Linked DNA regions of Homo sapiens: region 2 is linked to region 1. Evidence: chromatin loops called from intact Hi-C (ENCODE). Cell type or tissue: mammary epithelial cell. All regions are shown on one strand. Links, peaks and the distances in the headings refer to the core of each region. The heading gives the core; the rest is flanking DNA. Region 1 overlaps TFCP2 (transcription factor CP2). Region 2 overlaps LETMD1 (LETM1 domain containing 1).

Evidence for each region. A loop is a pair of places that touch in the nucleus more often than their neighbours do. Peaks named below come from ENCODE experiments on the same cell type or tissue, not always from the same donor. Only the 100,000 strongest peaks of a DNase experiment are listed, where the experiment ranks them.
Region 2: a loop joins it to region 1, with 9 times the contacts of the local background. A loop is called at or near these places in 4 of 110 quality-filtered maps.

Annotation. Positions count from the first base shown.
Region 1 is chr12:51,102,214-51,112,651 of GRCh38, forward strand. It overlaps TFCP2 (transcription factor CP2), which reads right to left. Exons shown (of 15, transcript NM_005653.5): 5 at 8,664-8,770; 6 at 6,908-7,060; 7 at 5,023-5,133; 8 at 4,312-4,400; 9 at 1,942-1,990; 10 at 1,457-1,550. It also overlaps the pseudogene RPL35AP29. Among named protein-coding and RNA genes, the nearest start is that of CSRNP2, 24 kb to the left of the region's middle. In mammary epithelial cell, for the core only: no CTCF peak of the experiment used is centred there; no DNase peak of the experiment used is centred there.
Region 2 is chr12:51,050,364-51,060,628 of GRCh38, forward strand. LETMD1 (LETM1 domain containing 1) reads left to right here. Exons shown (of 9, transcript NM_015416.5): 3 at 1,729-1,844; 4 at 3,415-3,497; 5 at 5,472-5,658; 6 at 5,781-5,882; 7 at 5,987-6,139; 8 at 7,669-7,765; 9 at 8,998-10,061. The coding sequence ends at 9,068. Among named protein-coding and RNA genes, the nearest start is that of LETMD1, 7.2 kb to the left of the region's middle. In mammary epithelial cell, for the core only: no CTCF peak of the experiment used is centred there; a DNase peak (open chromatin) is centred at 6,078.

The DNA.
Region 1 (10,438 bases), core at 1,087-9,086:
CTCCCCACTTAACCCTATGCTTTCATCATACTGATGATGTCTAATGAGCAAGTTGTTCTTTCTGCCTGAAATAACCTTCCACTATCTAAGCTGGGCACAACATGCCTGTAGTCCCAGCTACTCGAGAAGCTGAGGTAGGAGGATTGTTGAGGCCAATCGACTGTTAGGAGTTCAAGACTGTTAGGCGTGGGCAACATAGCAAGACCCCATCTCTTAAAAAAAAAATCCTGGGCCAGGAGCAGTGACTCACGCCTGTAATCCCAGCACTTTGGGATGTCGAGGAGGGTGGATCATTTGAGGTCAGGAGTTCGAGACCAGCCTGGCCAACATGGTGAGACCCTGTCTCTATTAAAAATACAAAAATTAGTCGGGTGTGGTGGTGGGTGCCTGTAATCCCAGCTACTCGGGGGCTGAGGCAGGAGAATCGCTTGAACCCAGGAGGTAGAGGTTGCAGTGAGCTAAGATTGTGCTTCTGCACTCCAGCCTGGGTGACAGTGAGACTCCGTCTCAAAAAATAAATATATAAATAAATCCTGGATTCACCTCATGTGTCACACATGTTCCCTAACACCAATCCTCCCATGAACGTCTTACTGTCACTATCAGAACACTTATCTACAAAATCACAACTATTTATCATTTTTTCAGAGTTTTATTTTGATTCGATTAGTTGTGTTTTGTTTCGGTGCTTTTTTTTTTTTGGATACCAGATGATTAATGGGCTATTTGATCAGGAAGTATGCCTCATCCATTTGTGTATTCCTACCACATCAAAAAGTGCTAAATAGGCCAGATGCCGCAGCTCATACCTGTAATCCCAGCACTTTGGGAGGCCAAGAAGGGTGGATCACTTGAGGTCAGGAGTTCGAGACCAGCCTGGCCAATATGGTGAAACCCTGTCTCTACTAAAAATACATAAATTAGCTGGGTGTGATGGTAGGTGCCTATAATCCCAGCTAATCAGGAGGCTAAGGCAGGAGAATCACTTGAACCTGGGAGACGGAGGGTGCAGTGAGCCGAGATCATGCAACTGCACTCCAGCCTGGGTGACAGAGTGAGATTCCATCTCAAAGAAAAAGAAAAAAAAAGCTAAATAAAAGTGTATTGTGTAAATGAAATAAATTATAGTGATATCAAGGGGAAAATTTCAGACTACCTGCAAATGCCCCCTTGATAAAACTCTACGAAATATACATTTTAAAAAGCGTTGTATGAAATAAGCATTTTTAAATTAAATTGAATTTAAACTAAAAAGTGTTTGTTTTTAAGTATTTCACAGCACAGCTGCAGCTAGTGAGAAAGTCTTAAGGGTTCTATGAAATTCATTTCATCAGAAAAATGCAGTAAGATCTCTCATACACATATACACACACAACTCTCCCATGGATACCAGGAGGCCCTAGAATGCAAAGGAAAATTTCATGCTAGGGAAAACAAAAGAAAAAGAAAATTTAACCTGAGAAGTTTGTGAAAAGCCTTGTGAATGTAGAAAAACGATTTCGATGCAACCACTGCTGAGCTTCCTGAGGTGTGGTTGTTGGTAAGAGGTTCTGAAAGGGAGAGCACGTTTTTTAGATAACCAAATAGATTTGTCTGTTACCCCATTAGGTAACACATAGCCAAACACCCCACACAACCCCATACTCAGGCCTAGTTTGTGAAAGTTGTTTTCTCTTTCTCCAACCATGCAAGATGCTCAAGGAGTTCCATCCTTTTCTTCCCCACTAGACTATAAGCTGCTCAAATGGAAAGGTCCTGCATTACTTGTTTCATATCTTTAGTCCCTAGCACAGTATCTGGTTCATAGTCAAAATTCAATAAATGTTTGTTTAATGAATGAATGAATAATACTCCCTAAAAGTTGGGCATTTCTACTGAATTGGACAGTCATCAAAGTATTACCAGACATTGCAAGTAACTGACATTCAACTTTAGACTTACATCTGTGACTGGAGGGGGTGGCTCTGGCTGGTGGTTTGGTGAACCATTTCTAAAGAAACATTTAAAATGAAAGGATGAGTCCATGACACATGCTGGGGCTCATTATTTCATTCCTCAGCTTCACAATAAATCTCATGCTAGAGATTAAAAAAAAATCTGTGCTCTCTCATAACACATTCTTATTCTTTGACCCAATACTTTAATTTTCTATTAGTTTAACCTAAAGACTTTATGAGGAGGGGGAGAAACTATGTCATTAGCAATATTTTCTTATTATTGAGGAAACTGAAGAAAATATCAACATTTCAATAAATTGGGACTGATGAGATAAATTATGGCATAAAAATATTTAACCATAAATTTACTAAGATGAAAAATTATGAAAGAATAATTATCAAGAAAAAAATTTAAAAATAAAATGAAAAATATCAGGATAAAAAATTTTATCAATACATTACTACTGTAGGAAATACATAAATATGCACACATATACAAGAAAAATATTGGAAGAAAATTTATGCAATGCAATATCATCACACAGATTTAAAATAAAAAACAATTTTTTTTTTTTTTTTGAGACGGAGTCTCGCTCTCTTGCCCAGGCCGGAGTGCAGCGGCATGATCTCGGCTCACTGCAACCTCTGCCTCCCGGGTTCATGCCATTCTCCTGCCTCAGCCTACCGAGTAGCTGGGACTACAGGCGCCTGCCACTACACCCGGCTAATTTTTTTATATTTTTAGTAGAGACAGGGTTTCACTGTGTTAGCCAGGATGGTCTCGATCTCCTGACCTTGTGATCCGCCCGCCTCCGCCTCCCAAAGTGCTGGGATTACAGGCGTGAGCCACCGCGCCCGGCAAAAAAAATTATTTTTAAAGTAGCCCCAAAAATTAGTGCTGCCTAATTTATGATCCAAGGGTTATCTCCACACTCCAGTTTTTCTTTTTCTTTTTTTTTTTGAGACGGAGTTTCACTCGTTTGCCCAGGCTGGAGCGCAGTGGCATGATGTCAGCTCACTGCAACCTCTGCCCTCTGGTTTCAAGCGATTCTCCTGCCTCAGCCTCCCAAGTAGCTGGGATTACAGGCGCCCGCCGCCACACCTGGCTAATTTTTTTATTTTTAGTAGAGACGGGGTTTCACCATGTTGGCCAGGCTGGTCTCGAACTCCTGACATCGTAATCTGCCCACCTTGGCTTCCCAAAGTGCTGGGATTGCAGGTGTGAGCCACCGCGCCCAGCCTGTTTTTCTTTATACGTTCTTTGTCTATGAATTGTCCCTCTTCCCTAATGCCTACTTTTATGGAAGAAAAAGTTTAACTAGTATGAAGTACACGACAAAGAGAAGAGAAAAATTTTTAAACACAGCTCTTAAACCCTATATCATATTTGGAATTACCTATAAGTAGAATGTATCATCTATGTGGATGTTAAGATTTTTTTTTCTTTTAAAAAAAGATCTTTTTCCTTTTTTAGCCTTAGCTGCAAAATTCAAATTTGGTATTCGAACTTAGTAATTAACTTATCTTAGGGCCCTACTTATATGTATTCCCTCTACAACTAATACCTACTTTTATTCTTAATTGTTACGTTTTAAATATTTAAGCTACCTTAATTAAATCCTTTAAAAAGTAGGTCAGACATAGAGCCTAAATAAATCCAAAACCACAAACATTGCAACCAAACAATATACTCGCACATTTGGTAGCCTAACTATTTCAAGTTTCAATATGGCTATGTGAAATACATGTTAAATGCTTGGACTATAATACAGCTACTTTTTAAAATTGGAGTAGGCATCTGTACCAACTTTCAATTATCTCTTATGGTAAAAGATAATAAGGCAAGATTAAATGTATCCCATAAATAATTCCAAAACTTCATTTTAGCCATCATCTTCAAACTTATTTCCCCAATTATCAAAGATTCATAATAATTAGGTGTTAGAAGTATTCCTAACAAGTAACAAAACAAATTTTAGTGTTTGTACAATTGTTTCCAGTTCCCAAAGACCACTGTCTGGTGCAAGTATGATCAGGAAATGAAATAACCACAAGATGTGCAGTAATAGGGAGAGGCAAAAAGCCCAGATCATCAGTCCCTGAACCACTAAAAATTGACCATAAATGCTACTTTCTAGTGGGGGGAAAAAAGACGAGGAGGAGGGAGAGGGGAGAACACAAAGAGAAGAAAGGGCTATATAAAACTCTTTCGATCTCTTTTGAAGCTACTCCAAATCTCAGTTAATATATAAATCCATCAAAGAACGACCAAATAGATATACTTATTGATTTAAAAAAGATCTTGTTTATGAACAGGTAATGAAAGAATATATATTTTGGACAAATATAAGCCAATTTTATTTCCCAGACTTACCCTTCCCCAAGAGAAAAACTGCTATGGGAACTGTTGAAGCCAGGTGATGGGGAGTTATTGACATACGTGATCTCGGGCCATGGAGAACACTAAAAACAAAGGATAAGTTAGATAATGAACGAGCACATATGACCCCAGGATTTGACTAAAACATTGTTACTTGAATAGCACATCTTGATTAGTAAATCTTAATTCCTCAGAGACTCCCATAAGCAATAGAGAACACTGCTTCTCTTTCCGCCATCTTGGAGCCTGTGGGGAGGCCTGCTGAGAATAGGACTTCTAAAAAGAAATAAGTCTAGAAAACTACGGTCCCAGGCCATTTTTGTTGGTTATAAGTGGGTTCCAGAACCAAAGGCAGCACACAGCTCTTCCTAAAATTGAAGGTGGTTTATGCCCAAGATGAAACTGAATTCTATTTGGGCAAGAGATGTGCTTATGTATACAAAGCAAAGAACACCACAATAGCTCCTGCAGCAAACCAAACCAAACCAGAGTAATTTGGGGAAAGATAACTTGGACACAGAGACAGTGGCATGGTTCGTGCCAAATTCTAAAGCAATCTTCCTGTTAAGGCCGCTGGACACAGAATCCATGTGATACTGTGTCCCTCAAGGCTTAGGAGAAGTAAATTCTGACCAGTTTGGAAGTGATGAATTTTTAAGATTAAAAATTATGAACTGAAATTGTCACCAAAAGAAATCTTTTTACCTCTGTGAGTATGGTTGTCTCATAGGAAGGCTGATATTTCTCCTTTTCATGAGGTGTTCGTTTCTCCATTTTTTCCCTATCCGTTTTTTGCTTTCTGTCTGCACCTTTGGGCTGAAATGAGAAATATTTTGTTTTAAATTCAGGTACTCACCTTTTAACCCAAAATATTGCTTCCAAAAACTTAAATATTCATGTATGAAACAAAATTGTATGTGCAGTGATGTAAAGGCAAGACACATCACTTTAAGTTTGAAAATAGGAAATTTAAATGTTTATATTCGATGGAGTTGAAAAGAATCAGATCTATAGCTACTGACATGGAAAGATCTCTAAAGCACATAGTTCACTGAAAAAAATCAAGTCTCAAAACATTTCTTTCTTTTTTTTTTGAGACGGAGTCTCATCCTGTCACACAAGCTGGAATGCGGTGGCGAGATCTTGGCTCACTGCAACCTCCGCCTCCAGGGTTCAAATTATTCTCCTGCCTCAGCCTCCCCAGTAGCTGGGACTACAGGCGTCCGCCACCACACCCAGCTAATTTTTTATCTTTAGTAGAGACGGGGTTTCACCATTTTGGTCAGGCTGGTCTTAAACTCCTGACCTTGTGATCCGCCCACCTCGGCCTCCCAAAGTGCTGGGATTACAGGCATGAGCCACCGTGCCTAGCCTCAAAACATTTCAAATAGTATAATCCCATTTATGTGTCAAAGAAAATATGTATATAGCTATGTATGTGTGTGTATAAAAGCATAGGAAGGAACTAGAAGAGCTGGGCGCAGTGGCTCATGCCTGTAATCCCAGCACTTTGGGAGGCCGAGGCAGGCGGATTGCCTGAGGTCAGGAGTTCGAGACCAGCCTGGCCAACATGGCGAAACCCTGTCTCTACTAAAAATACAAAAAATTAGCTGGGCATGGTGGTGTGTGCCTGTAGTCCTAGGTGCTGGGGAGGCTGAGGCGTGAGAACAGCTTGAACCCAGGAGACGGAGGTTGCAGTGAGCTGGCACTGCACCACTGCATTCCAGCCTGGGTGACAGAGTGAAACTCCGACTCAAAAAAAAAAAAGAAGAGGGAAGTAGAAGAACACATACGAAATTATGAAATTATGACAGTGGTTTCCTCTGGGAAGAGGTTGTGGAGGGGGTCAGTGTAAGAGTAGTAAAGGGAGAATTTCAGTGTTGCTATGAATACCTCTGTATTATTCAATCTCTTACAATGAGAACATATTTATTCATGTGATAAAAATAAACAGGACCCTGGCTGGGGCACAGTGGCTTACACCTGTAATCCCAGTACTTTGGGAGGCCAAGGAGGGCAGATAACTTAAGCCCGGGAGTTCAAGGCCAGCCTGGGCAACATGGCAAGACCCCCTCTCTATAAAAAATACAAAAATTAGCCCGGTGTGGTGGCACATGCCTGTAGTCCCACTTACTGGGGAAGCTGAGGCAGGAAGATCAATTGAGCCCAGGAGGTTAAACTATGATTGCGTCACTGCACTCCAGCCTGGGTGACAAAATGAAACCCAGTCTCAAAAATAAATAAATAAATAAATAAGACCAAATAAGAAAAGATCAAGTATGAAAATAACCATAACTAGTCAATTTTTGTGAGCTTTACAAGAGCTTGTAACTTCAATAGGCTTTAAGAGCTTTCAATGAGAATCCATGTTCTTGCCTCTAGCCCTCTTTTCCAAGTTCCTATTATCCTACGACCATGTAAATTTCTTTACCAGGCATCTTGGTAATTATTTCAATGACTCTAGCTTAGACTTTTTGCGTGTGTGTGAGTTTTCAAAAAAAGACAAGTTGATTTTCTGACTTGGTAACTAATGTTAAAATAGAATGATAAGGTAAAAGAATCCAAGGGCCAGCACATTGCCCAGGAATACCTTGAAAACTTTGATCTGGCAGCTGGCCGAGTGTAAGTGCTCAGTATATTCCCCGTTTTCATTCTCCTTGAAGGTATCTATTTGTACTCGGAATGGCACCCCCTTTTCTCCACCATGTTTCCTCATAGTGAACTCTGTGCTAATACAGTGCACCTGAAAAGAATACAACAGCAAGGCTTCAGTACCGCTAGCTAGCCAAACCAGTTGGCAGTATTTTTTTAGCAACTATTAACAGCAAAACCTTTACCAGGCATTATGAATACCTACAAAAAACACTTTTCCTCTTTTTGATCTTGAAGAACTTACAATCTGATAGAGGAAATAGAAAAATGCTTTACAAATGCAAACAAAATAAAAGTACAGATCTAATGCTAACAAAAGCTACTGTGAGGAACTAAATTCATTAACTGCTTCAAAGAACACAGAGCTAGCAAAAGAGAAATGATTTATGTTAGTTAAAGTTTCCTCAATTTTAAGGAAGATTGTAGAAAGAGGAGTCACTACCCAGTCTGGGAACATAGTAAATATGAAAGTTCACAGCAATAGTGGAGAAAAAGGTTTGCTTGGCTACTGCATAAAGTCTAAGATTGGTGAATTTTTTTTTTTTTTTTTTTTGAGACTAAGTTTTGCTCTTGTCACCCAGGCTGGAATGCAATGGCACAATCTCGGCTCACCGCAACCTCCACCTCCCCGGTTCAAGCAATTCTCCTGCCTCAGCCTCCCAAATAGCTGGGATTACAGGCACACACCACCACGCCCTGCTAATTTTTGCATTTTTAGTAGAGACAGGTTTTCGCCATGTTGGCCAGGCTGGTCTCGAACTCCTGACCTCAGGTGATCTGCCTGCCTCGGCCTCCCAAAGTGCTGGGATTACAGGTGTGAGCCACGGCACCCAGCCTGGTGAATCTTAATAGAAGAACCTTGTCTGACTGACTACTCCACAAGATTATAGCTGAAAGTCTTAAAATCATATATATAAAGTGTTTACTTAACATAGTGACTATTTCATGTGAAGTATTAATAAACTAGTGGTTACTATAATTACTACAAATAAGGATTTTCAAGGACTCTACCCAAAGAACATAATCAGATACGCAAATCAAATTTTAAGTATAAATATGTTCAAAATAACATCACAGATAATAGTAAAAAATCAGGCCAATCAAGGCCGGGCATGGTGGCTCACACCTATAATCCCAGCACTTTGGGAGGCCAAGGTGGGTGGGTCACCTGAGGTCAGGAGTTCAAGACCAGCCTGGCTAGCATGGCGAAATCCCACCTCTACCAAAAATACAAAAATTAGCCAGGCATGGTGACATGCGCCTCTAGTCCCAGCTACTGGTGAGGCTGAGGCAAGAGAATCGCTTGAACTGGGAGGCAGAGGTTGTAGTGAGCCGAGATTGCACCACTCCACTCCAGATTGGGAGACAAAGCCTAGACACTGTCCCCCCCCAAAAAAATTATGCCAATCTAACTGCCAAATAATTGTTATGTAAATTATGGTACAACCAAGAAATGAAATATTATGCAGCCATTACCAAGCAATTTTGGGAGACACAAATAAATAAACTGGGGTATTAGAAGAGCAATTCAGAAACTCCTCAATGCTCTCAGGCACAGGTTAAAGAGCCTGGGCTTGACAGTCAGGCTAGAACCCTGTAAAGATTTCAAAGTTAACATGTTTTATCCTTTAAGAAATAAACTGATAGTAAGAGAGATACTCTTCAAAACTGGAACCCTATCTGCAACGCCTTACCTGAATAAACACAGATGTCCTCTTTGCAGGGTCCCACAGGAACTCCACTGTATTTAGTTGAGTTGGATTAGCCCTAGGATCGATTATACCCACAGACATCGGGATATCTGAGAAACAAAATGGTAATCATTGAACAATTTTGAGGGCCACTCAGTTTTAAATAAGAAAGCATTGATTCTTATATTACTCAATGTAGCTACCAAGATTTTTGTATATCACATCCTAAATTTCTTTGTTTTTTTTTTTTGTCGTTGTTGTTGTTTTTTATGGAGTCTTGTTCTGTTGCCCAAGCTGGAGTGCAGTGGTAACAGGCCTGGAGTGCAGTGGCACCATCTCAGCTCACTGCAACCTCTGCCTCCTGGGTTCAAACGATCCTCCTGCCTCTGCCTCCTGAGTAGCTGGGATTACAGGCCCGTGCCACCACGCCCGGCTAATTTTTTTGTATCTTTAGTAGAGATGGGGTTTCACCATGTTGGCCATGCTGCTCTCAAACTCCTGACCTCAGGTTATCCACCCACCTTGGCCTCCTAAAGTGCTGGGATTACAGGCTTGAGCCACTGTGCCCAGCCCACACCTTAAATTTCTTTTTTGTCAATGAAAATATTTGATTAGAGTAAAATTGACTTAAGTACTTTGCTTGAGCACCTTTTTTCCTCTTTAAAAAGTTTTTAAAATACGGCAATTAAAAAAATTATTTGGCCAGGCACGGTGGCTCACACCTGTAATCCCAGCACTTTGGGAGCCCAAGGCAGGCGGATCATGATGTCAGGAGTTCGAGACCAGCCTGACCAACATGACGTAACCTCATCTCTACTAAAAATACAAAAATTAGCCGGCCGTGGTGGCCCACACCTGTAATCCCAGCTACTCAGGAGGCTGAAGCAGGAGAATTGCTTGAACCTGGGAGGTGGAGGTTGCAGTGAGCCGGAGATCGAGCCACTGCACTCCAGCCTGGGTGACAAAGCAAGACTTCATCTCAAAAAAAAAAATTATTTTTAGGCCAGGCGTGGTGGCTTACACCTGTTATCCCAGCACTTTGGGAGGCCAAGGTGAGCGGATCACCTGAAGTCAAGAGTTCAAGACCAGCCTGGCCAACATGGCGAAACCCCGTCTCTACTAAAAAATACAAAAATTAGCCAGGCATGGTAGTGGGCATCTGTAATCCCAGCTACCTGAGAGGCTGAGGCAGAGAGAACTGCTTGAACCAGGGAGGCGGAGGTTGCAGTGAGCCAGTATTGCGCCACTGTGCTCCAGCCTGGGTGACAGAGCAAGACTGTCTCGAAAAACAAAAAAATCATTTTTAAATTGAGAAATAATAATTGTACATATTCATGGGCTATATAGTGATGTTTCAATACATATAATGCATAGTGATCAGATCAGGGTAATCAGCATATTCATTGTCTCAAACATCTGTCATTTCTTTGTGTTGGGAATGTTTAGTATCCTCCTTCTAGCTTAAAATATGGCAATTTAAAGGCAGTTTCCTTTTAATTTGTTAAAATCCTATTTAAGGTGGATTAAGTCTACACTATCATGAAAACTGTAATTTATAATCTATTTCAACTACAGTTTGAAAATTAGTTTCATTGCCAAAAGCACATTAAGAGTATTGCTATTGAAGGGGTGCAGCAGAGTGTCTATATGAAGGTAGAAAGCATTATATCATGAATGAAAGTGGGAAAATTTTAACATAAAGATTGATGCAGGCCAAGCGTGGTGGCTCACGCCTGCAATCCCAGTACTTTGGGAGGCCAAGGCGGGTGGATCATTTG
Region 2 (10,265 bases), core at 2,266-10,265, 51 kb before region 1:
AGGCGCCTGCCACCACACCAGGCTAATTTTTTTATTTTTAGTAGAGGTGGGGTTTCACCATATTGGCCAGGCTGGTCTCTAACTCCTGACCTCGTGATCCGCCTGCCTCGGCTTCCCAAAGTGCTGGGATTACAGGCTTGAGCCACCGCGCCCGGCCAACTATTATGGAAATTTTTAAACACACACAGATGTAGAGAGAGTAGTGTAACAAACTTCCATGTATTAACCTCACTTCATTATCATAACTCATGGCTGCCAATCCTATTTATATACTTGCCTTATGTATTATTTTGAAGACAATCGAGACATCATATAATGACATGTAAATCATTGATAAATATGAAAGCATTAAAGAAATAGATGCAAGAAGCCGGGCGCGGTGGCTCATGCCTGTAACCCCAGCACTTTGGGAGGCCGGGGCGGGCGGATCATCTGAGGTCGGGCGTTTGAGACCAGCCTGACCAACATAGAGAAGCACCGTCTCTACTAAAAATACAAAATCAGCCAGGTATAGTGGCACATGCCTGTAATCCCAGCTACTAGGGAGGCTGAGGCAGGAGAATCTCTTGAACCTGGGAGACGGAGGTTGTGGTGAGCCAAGATCGCACCATTGCACTCCAGCCTGGGCAACAACAGTGAAACTCCCATCTCAAAAAAAAAAAGAAAAGAAAAAAATTAGATGCAAGAATTTTCATAAAATGAAAATTTAAAATGTAATCATAAAAATATATTGAACTAAACTACTTTAAAAAGTGTTCCAGGCTGGGCACGGTGGCTCACGCCTGTAATCCTAGCACTTTGGGAGGCCAAGGCGGGCGGATCATGAGGTCAGGAGTTTGAGACCAGCCTGGCCAACATGGTGAAACCCAGTCTCTATTAAAAATACAAAAATTAGCCAGGTGTGGTGATGGGCACCTATAATCCCAGCTACTCGGAAGGCTGAGGCAGGAGAATTGCTTGAACTCAGGAGGTGGACGTTGCAGTGAGCCGAGATTGCGCCACTGCACTCCAGCCTGGGCGACAGAGCAAAACTCCATCTCAAAAACAAAAATAAGTGTTCCAGGCCGGGCGCAGTGACTCATGCCTGTAATCCCAGCACTTTGGGAGGCCGAGGCAGGTGGATTGCTTGAGGTCAGGAGTTAAAGACGAGCCTGTCCACATGGTGAAACCCCATCTCTACTAAAAATGCAAAAATTAGCCAGGCATGGTGGCACACGCCTGTAATCCTAGCTACTTGGGATTCTGAGGTGGGAGAATTATATAAACCTGGGAGGTGGAGGTTGCAGTCAGCCGAAATCGCACCACTGCACTCCAGCCTGGGCAACAAAGTGAGATTCCATCTCAAAAAAAAGAAAAAAAAAGTTCCAGAAAGGAGATTAAATTAATATCTGGCTGGGGAATACATAGGGTTAATTTAGCAAGACTTTCTGAAGTTAGGGAGCTTGATTTTTAAAAAGGAGTGACCAGTGAAACAGAAGAGGGAGACCATTCCATAGCAGATTACAGAAGCCAAATGTAGCTAGAAGAGAGGCGATGTGCTAGGGGAAAAAATGTTGAGAAAAGAGATTCGAGTTGACCTCAGGAGTTTCAAGTTACCTAGTTTAAAGCTTTGAGTATCGTTGGGGAGGGGTGAGAGTGTTTGCATGTGATTGAACATGGAGTAGGAAGCTGTGGTTAAGATTTAAACTGGGATAACATCACACTCTGTCCTCTACTTTAATGAGGCAGGATTGCAGATGTTATGGGCTGATGCCAAAAAGGCTAGAAGAATAAAGACAAATATGTGGAAGCACAATATAAAGTTTCATCAACTTCCATACCGGGAGATGGAGCATTTGAGACAGGTATGGGCCAGGGGCAGATATCCAGAAGTTCATGGTGAGGTAATTACATTTAATCAAGATCTCAAGGTTTTTTCTTTCATTTGTTGTTCACCATTGATCAAGCTTTTGCCCTTTGCCGTGAGAACAAAATATTGAACTGAATGAGGCATCAGATTATTTGTAAGAATTGGGTTCATCCAGAGTTGTAGCCCTCCATAGCAAGAGCTCCATAGAATTTCTGGCACACTTTCTGAATGAAAGTTGTAAATACTAAAATCTAATTAGTTTCTGAACATAACAAAAGTCTGCAAGGGGGCTGGGCGCGGTGGCTCACGCCTGTAATCCCAGCACTTTGGGAAGCCGAGGCAGGCAGATCACGAAGTCAGGAATTCGAGACCAGCCTGGCCCACAAGGTCAAACCCCATCTCTACTGAAAATACAAAAATTAGCTGAGTGTGGTGGCGGGCGCCTGTAATCCCAGCTACTCGGGAGGCTGAGGCAGGAGAATCGTTTGAACCCGGGAGGCAGAGGTTGCAGTGAGCCAAAATCATGCCATTGCACTCCAGCCTGGGTGACAGGGCAAGACTCCATCTCAAAAAAAAATAATAATAAAATGAAAATAGAAGTCTGCAAGGGCAGCCAGGCACAGTGGCTCTCGCCTATAATCTCAGCATTTTGGGAGACTGAGGTGGGCGGATCACCTGAGGTCAGGAGCTTGAGACCAGCCTGGCCAACATGGTGAAACCCCATCTCTACTAAAAATTCAAAAATTAGCTGGGCATGATGGCAGGCGCCTGTAGTCCTAGTCCCAGCTACTCGGGAGGCTGAGGCAGGAGAATTGCTTGAACCTGGGAGGCGGAGGTTGCAGTGAGTGAAGATCGCGCCACTGCACTCCAGCCTGGGTGATAAGAGCAAAACTCTGTCTCAAAAAAAAAAAAGTCTGCAAGGATCCAAAGGGCAGCATGAAAGTAGTATTTGGTGGTGACTTGATGGGTCGTTTTGAAGCTGAGAGTAAGAATCTAGGACCCATTCCGCAGATCAGGAAGAGTTCACTGAAGGATTTGGTATAATGTCAGGCTCTGTACTAGACATTATTTGGGATACAAAAGTAAATAAGTCAGAGGTTTTGTCCTCAAGGAACTAACCATCCAGAAGTAAATAGAAATAAACTTGGGGACCACATGCAGTGCTCATGCCTGTAATCCTAGCACTTTGGGAAGCCAAGGCGGGCAGATCACTGGAGGTCAGGAGATTGATACCAGCTTGTCCAACATGGTGAAACCCTGTCTCGACTAAAAATACAAAAGTTAGCCTAGAGTGGCGGCTTATGCCAATAATCCCAGCTACTCGGGTGGCTGAGGCAGGAGGATCACTTGAACCCAGGAGGCAGAGGTTGCAGTGAGCTAGGATTGCACCACTGCACTCCAGCCTAGGTGACAGAGCAAGACTCCATCTCAAAAAGAAAAAGAAAGAAATTTGGTCCTTTTTCTGGGCTGTAATAGAAGTTTACTGTACAGTGGGGTGGATGGATTGTCTATTGTATTAACAACTTATTTGGGTTAAAACTGCATCTGTGTTTATTTCTGCTTAGTTCCGCCAAGACGTCACCAAGTGTCTTTTCCTAGGTATTATTTCCATTCCACCTTTTGCCAACTACCTGGTCTTCTTGCTAATGTGAGTACAGACTTCCATCTCCCCAACATCTTGAAGATGTATCAATTTTTTTAAATTAAGAATTACTTTAAACAGCACTCATTTCAGAAGATAGGCAGAGGTTATCAAACTTCTGCTCCAATCTTCTCATTATTCCAAGGTTCATAAAAACCACTTAGGAAGACCTTGGTTACTGTGACACATCACAGCTATAAGTGTAGGTGGCCTAGACTCTCCCTATCTCTTAGCTGCCCTGAGTCATGTGAAATAAGATAGTGACCTTCTCCATCATCCCTAGAGGCTCTCTCCCCGAGAGAGAGTACTTTTAGACTAATTTCTTTAGGAAAAGTACATTTCGTATTCTGATAACATTTTTATTACTTCATATCCAAAAATGACATTTCTTAACTGTGATCTTGCATGTCATTCATTATCTATTGCTGTATAACAAATAACTTCAAAGCTTAATAGCATAAAACAATCGTATAAATCATTTTCATGATTTTGTAGCTCAAGAATTAGGGCAGTGCTCAGGTGGGCAGTTGATTTCTCTCTTCCATATAGGGTTGACAGAGGTCCCTTAGTGATATTTAGCTGCTGAATGGACTAGTCTGGAAAGTCCAATATCACTCTTATGTCTGGTGCCCTGGCAGGGATGGCTACACGGCTAGAACTGTCAACCAGAGTGCCCAGATGTGGCTTCTTCAGTATGGCAGCCTCAAGATAGTGGGACTTCTAACTTGGGAGCTCAGGGCTCCAAGAGTGAGGGGTTCTAGTAAGAATCTACATGACTTTATAACCTTGTCTTGAAGGTCACATAGAGTCACTGCTGCTCTGTCCTATTGATTGAATCAGTCACCTAGAATGAAAAAAGGGCAGGATGTAGACCTCAGCTCTCCATGAGACAAGTGCCAGAGAATTTGAGGTCATGTTTTAAAACCACCAAACACGTAGATAAATAAATTAAAAAACAAATCGTGGCCAGGTGCAGTGGCTCACGCCTGTAATCCCAGCACTTTGGGAGGCCGAGGCGGGCAGATCACAAGGTCAGGAGATTGAGACCATCCTGGCTAACACAGTGAAACCCTGTCTCTACTAAAAATACAAAATACTAGCTAGGCGTGGTGGCGGGTGCCTGTAATCCCAGCTACTTGGGAGGCTGAGGCAGTAGAATCGCATGAACCCAGGAGGCAGAGGTTGCAGTGAGCCGAGATCGCGCCACTGCAGTCCAGCTTGGGTGACAGAGCGAGACTCTGTCTCAAAAAAAAAACAACAAATCAGTTGCCTTTTACATACTGGGTCCACATAAGGACTGTGCTATAGTTAGATTGTCAACATCACATATAGTGTCCTGGTCAGGCTGCAACTCTCTCCAAAGCATGCTCTTCACATGCTTTAGTTCAAAATGAGTCATTATATCTGATTGCTGCGTGGCAGGCTATTCTGCTAGTCCTTCCTTTCACATCCCATTTCAGTAATGGTGCTTGAAATTGTGCTTCAGTGTGTCTTATAAACTTTGGTCTGAGAGTCACTTAAGAGAAAGGGCTGACTGTAGTGGCTCTCACCAGTAATCCCAGCACTTGGGGAGACTGAAGCAGGAAGATTGCTTGAGACCAGGAGTTTGAGACCACCCTGGGCAATATAGCAAGACCCGTCTCTGCAAAAAAATTAAAAACTTAGCCAGGCATAGTGGCCTGTGCCTGTAGTCCCAGCTACTCAGTAGGCTGTGGTGGGAGGATTGCTTGAGCCTAGGAGGTCGAGGCTGCAGTGAGCTGTGATCTTGCCACTGTACTCCAGCCTGGGTGAGAGAGGGGACCCTGTCTCTTAAAAAAAAAAAAAAAAAAAAAAAAACTGAAAAAGAAAAAGAACACTGAGGTAGGGAAATAGTGTCTCCATCTCTTCTTCCTAGTATTCATGTCTACCAAATGCTTTCTTTGGCTTCCTCTGAAAGAAGCCAGTTTCAGCAAGTGAGTTTGTGATTCTTTCTCCTTTCAGGTACCTGTTTCCCAGGCAACTACTGATCAGGCATTTCTGGACCCCAAAACAACAAACTGATTTCTTAGATATCTATCATGCTTTCCGGAAGCAGTCCCACCCAGAAATTATTAGTTATTTAGAAAAGGTCATCCCTCTCATTTCTGATGCAGGACTCCGGTGGCGTCTGACAGATCTGTGCACCAAGGTATTCCTGCAGTTAACCCTTCCTACAAATGTGGAATCTTGTTAGATTCAGTGTGCACTAAACTAGGTAAGAGGAGTAGTCAGGACTTTCCTAACATCTACAAATCTCTTACCTCTTCCAAGATACAGCGTGGTACCCACCCAGCAATACATGATATCTTGGCTCTGAGAGAGTGTTTCTCTAACCATCCTCTGGGCATGAACCAACTCCAGGCTTTGCACGTGGTGAGCACTTTGAGGGCTTCTCTTTTCCATAGCATCACCATGTTTCAGGTGTTTGCTTGAGCTCATACTATTTGCCTTTCCCCTCCTATGTGGTTGTGTTACAGAAAGCCTTGAGCCGGGCCATGCTTCTCACATCTTACCTGCCTCCTCCCTTGTTGAGACATCGTTTGAAGACTCATACAACTGTGATTCACCAACTGGACAAGGCTTTGGCAAAGCTGGGGATTGGCCAGCTGACTGCTCAGGAAGTAAAATCGGTAAGAGCTTGATTGCAACATCAACCCTCAACCCTTGGTGTGCTTTTGAGCCTATGGCAGGCCGGAGGTTTACAGGGGCTCCTTGTCTTGTTTGTTTATAGAACCCAGCTTCTTTATTCTCTCACTTCATTTATTTATTTATGATTTATTTTTATTTATTTATTTATTTTGAGACAGAGTCTCATTCTGTTGCCCAGGCTAGAGTACAGTGGCACAGTCTTGGCTCACTGCAACCTCTGCCTCCCGGTTCAAGTGATCCTCCTACCTCAGCCTCCCAAGTAGCTGGATTACAGGTGTGCACCACCACGCCCAGCTAATTTTTTGTATTTTTAGTAGAGATGGTTTCACCATGTTTGCCAGGCTGATCTCAAACCCCTGGCCTCAAGAGATCCATCAACCCAAAGTGCCGAGACTACAGGTGTGAGCTACCGCACCCAGCATATTTATTTATTTTTCAGTCTCACTATTTTAACCAAGCTGGTCTTGAACTCCTGGCCTCAAGCAATCCTCCCATCTTGGCCTCCTAAAGTGCTGGGAATACAGCCGTGAACCACTGTGCCCGGCCTTTTTAAAAATTATTTTTTAATTAGCCAGGAGTGGTGGCACATGCCTGTAATCCCAGGTACTTGGGAGGCTGAGACATGAGAATTGCTTGAACCCAGGAGGTGGATTGCAGTGAGCCAAGATCGCACCACTGCACTCCAGCCTGGGTGATAGAGTGAGACTCTGTCTCAAAAAAAACCCAAAAAATAAAATAAAATTATTTTTTATTTTTGTAGAGACAGGGTCTCACTATGTTGCCCAGGCTGGTCTTGAACTCCTGGGCTCAAGTGATCCTCCCGCCTTGGCCTTTCAAAGTGTTGGGATTACAGGCATGAGCCACTGCGCCCAGCTCCTCACCTCATTTCTGTGTCTTTTTTCTCAAGAAACTTAGCTAGGGGGAAGGAATTGCCCACAGAAATTTTGGTTTGTATTTCTTTTCTTCTGGCACTTCAGAAAGCAAGGATACTGCAGTTTAGACCTACTATTTTAGCTTATATAGGACTCTTTGCTTTTGTCATCTTGTCCATCACTAGTTTTCAAATTGCCATGAGGAAAGGCTTCATGTGGGAATGAGATTGTAACTTTTTTTTTTTTTTTTGAGACAGAGTCTCGCTCTGTTGCCCAGGCTGGAGTGCAGTGGCATGATCTTGGCTCACTGCAACCTCCGCCTCCCAGGTTCCAGTGATTCTCCTGCCTCAGCCTCCCGAGTAGCTGGGACTGCAGGTGCATGCCACCACGCCTGGCTAATTTTTGTATTTTTTAGTAGAGATGGTGTTTCACCATATTGGCCAGGCTGGTCTCCAACTCCTGACCTCGTGATCCGCCTACCTCGGCCTCCCAAAGTGCTGGGATTACAGGCACGAGCCACCGTGCCCGGTGAGATTGTAACTTATTTAAAGGAGATTTAGGATTGTTTGTGGATTTCCATTTCCTTGGCATAATCATTCTATGATTATTAAGGACCATTTCTGTTCTGAGTGGTATAGGCTTGTTATCTCCGTGGCCTGAATTCTACGCATATTGGTGAAGATAGGTGTCGAACTTGGCTGGGAGAATGGCTGCAGATTTCCTGCAGCCTGAAAGGTAAAACACATTTCTGTGGTTATACCACTAAAATCCAAGTCACTTTTGTATTTTATTCTGAGGTCATTTTGGAGTTAATTATTGAGTACTGTGAGACATATATATACATACATCTAATTGAAAGGGCACAAACTCACATGCCTACTGCATGCCCGGCAGGTAACGAAGTAGGCCATAAGACAAGAGGGAGTAGTGGGGACTGTGGAAACCTAAGAGTGAATGCATGCTAGTGTGAATTTTCCAACCTTGGCACTTCCTTATGGGGGGAATATCCTGTGCTTTATTTATTTATTTATTTATTTATTTTGAGACGGGGTTTCGCTCTTGTTGCCCAGGCTGGAGTGCAATGGTGCGATCTCGGCTCACCGTAACCTCTGCCTCCTGGGTTCAAGTGATTCTCCTGTCTCAGCCTCCCAAGTAGCTGGGATTACAGGCATGCACCACCACGCCCAGCTAATTTCGTATTTTTTTTTAGTAGAGACCAGGTTTCTCCATGTTGGTCAGGCTGATCTCGAACTCCCGACCTCAGGTGATCCGCTGGCCTCGGCCTCCCAAAGTTTTGGGATCACTGGCGTGAGCCACCATGTCCAGCCTATCCTGTTCTTTATAGGTATTTATTATAGCAGTATCCCTAGCCTCTACCCACTAGATGCCAGTAGCACCCCTTCACCCACAGTTGTCTCAACCAAAAATGTCTCTAGACATTGCCAAATGTCCTAGGGGTGGGGAGGAGAGAGGCAGGATTGTCCCCGTTGAGAAGTACTGGTCTAAAGGCATTCAAACTCAGAAAAAAAACAGTCTGCTGACCAAACACAAAGCATCTGAGGGTATGTATTAGGCTTGTTTGCCCCCTGTTTAGGCTAGGTCTTGATGTTTTGTGGGCCTTTGGATGTTAGGGTAGGCCTACTAATCTTGAAGCTGAGAAATGTCCCTAGAGCACCAACTTCTACCAGAAGAATCCCAACGCGACTGGTGTTTAGTACCATTACCATCTCTGAATTTTCTACTGCAATCACATGAGAAATAGAGGATGAGTTGATACGAATATATAGTAGAAGGAAAGGAAGGCATGCATACAGGGGCTGAAACAAAGAAGGGGAACTTTGAGAAAAACAGCTTCTTCATTCCACCCCTCCCTGCACTTGGCTTCCTGCCTCCAGGCTTAAGCCATATATAACAAGGCAGTTATAAGGCAGTGTTCCCAAGCCAAACCACTAACACTGTGTTTTCAGAAGCTGAGCTGTCTCTCTTGCTGCACAACGTGGTCCTGCTCTCCACCAACTACCTTGGGACAAGGCGCTGAATGAACCATGGAGCGGATGGCATTGTCCTGCAGTCGTATAGTATAGCAGTGCAGGAACAAACAGCACTTGCCAGCAAAGTCTGTGTGTACTGTTAAGTGTGTGGGAGGCAGAGAGAGGAGCAGGGGCCATGGGCTTCACAGCATGGCACACATGTGGGAACTGCAGACATTCCTCTCACAGCTAGAACTGAAACAAACCCTCTTGCTAGGGGTGGTCCGTGTGAGGTGTCATCCTGTCCCCCTCATAATTACTAATAGCTGGAACTGGCAGCAGCCTCTACTGGGCTTTTACTGTGATGTGTTCAGTTCATGTCCTAGGAAGTCAGCTTTTGCCCCAGGTGGGAATCCTTATTTGGCTTAGGACTGATCCACTTCCATGTTACTTACATCTGTGGGTTTTTGTTGTTGCTGTTAGAAAATTTGTGGCTGGTGAAAACAGCACTCCTTTGGCTGGAGCACATGTGTCCGTGCATGTACTTGGGTGTTTCCCTCCATCCTTTCTGATATGACCAAAAATCAAGTTGTTTTGTTTTTTGTCACCTTCACTGGCATGGGCTAACCACTTCTTTTTCAAACCCTCTGAACACCTTTTTCTGATGGGTAACTTGCAGGAATATTCTATTGGAAAAGATAACAGGAAGTACAAGTGCTTCTTGACCCCTTCCTCAATGTTTCTAGCCTTCACTCTCCATTGTCTTTTCTGGGCTGTATTACAGCCCTCTGTGGATCTTCAACTCTGCTGCCTCCACTGTGATGCAGCAGTCCAACTGTAACTGACAGTGGCTGCCTTCTCTGGGCCATGGATCACACCTGTAAGGTACTAATTACTGCCCAGCCTGGGGAGATCAGGAGAGGTCTGCATAGTTAGTAAGTTGGGTTTAGCTTTTGTGTGTGCATCAGTGACTTAGAGTTCTGTAATAACTTATTGTAAATGCATGAAGCACTGTTTTTAAACCCAAGTAAAGACTGCTTGAAACCTGTTGATGGAAATGACTTATGCATACTCTAATCATTTTGCTGTCTCCTTTTACAAGACTGACATAATCTAACAAATGGGGATTTAATTGGTTGGCATAGAACCTTCTGATGGGATGGAAGTTTTGCAGAAACTGATTTGAAGTTGATCTCCTTGCTGGACACTTTAAGGTGATAACAAGGAAAAGAGAATTTCATAAAGTTAATGGAATGAGGCCGGGC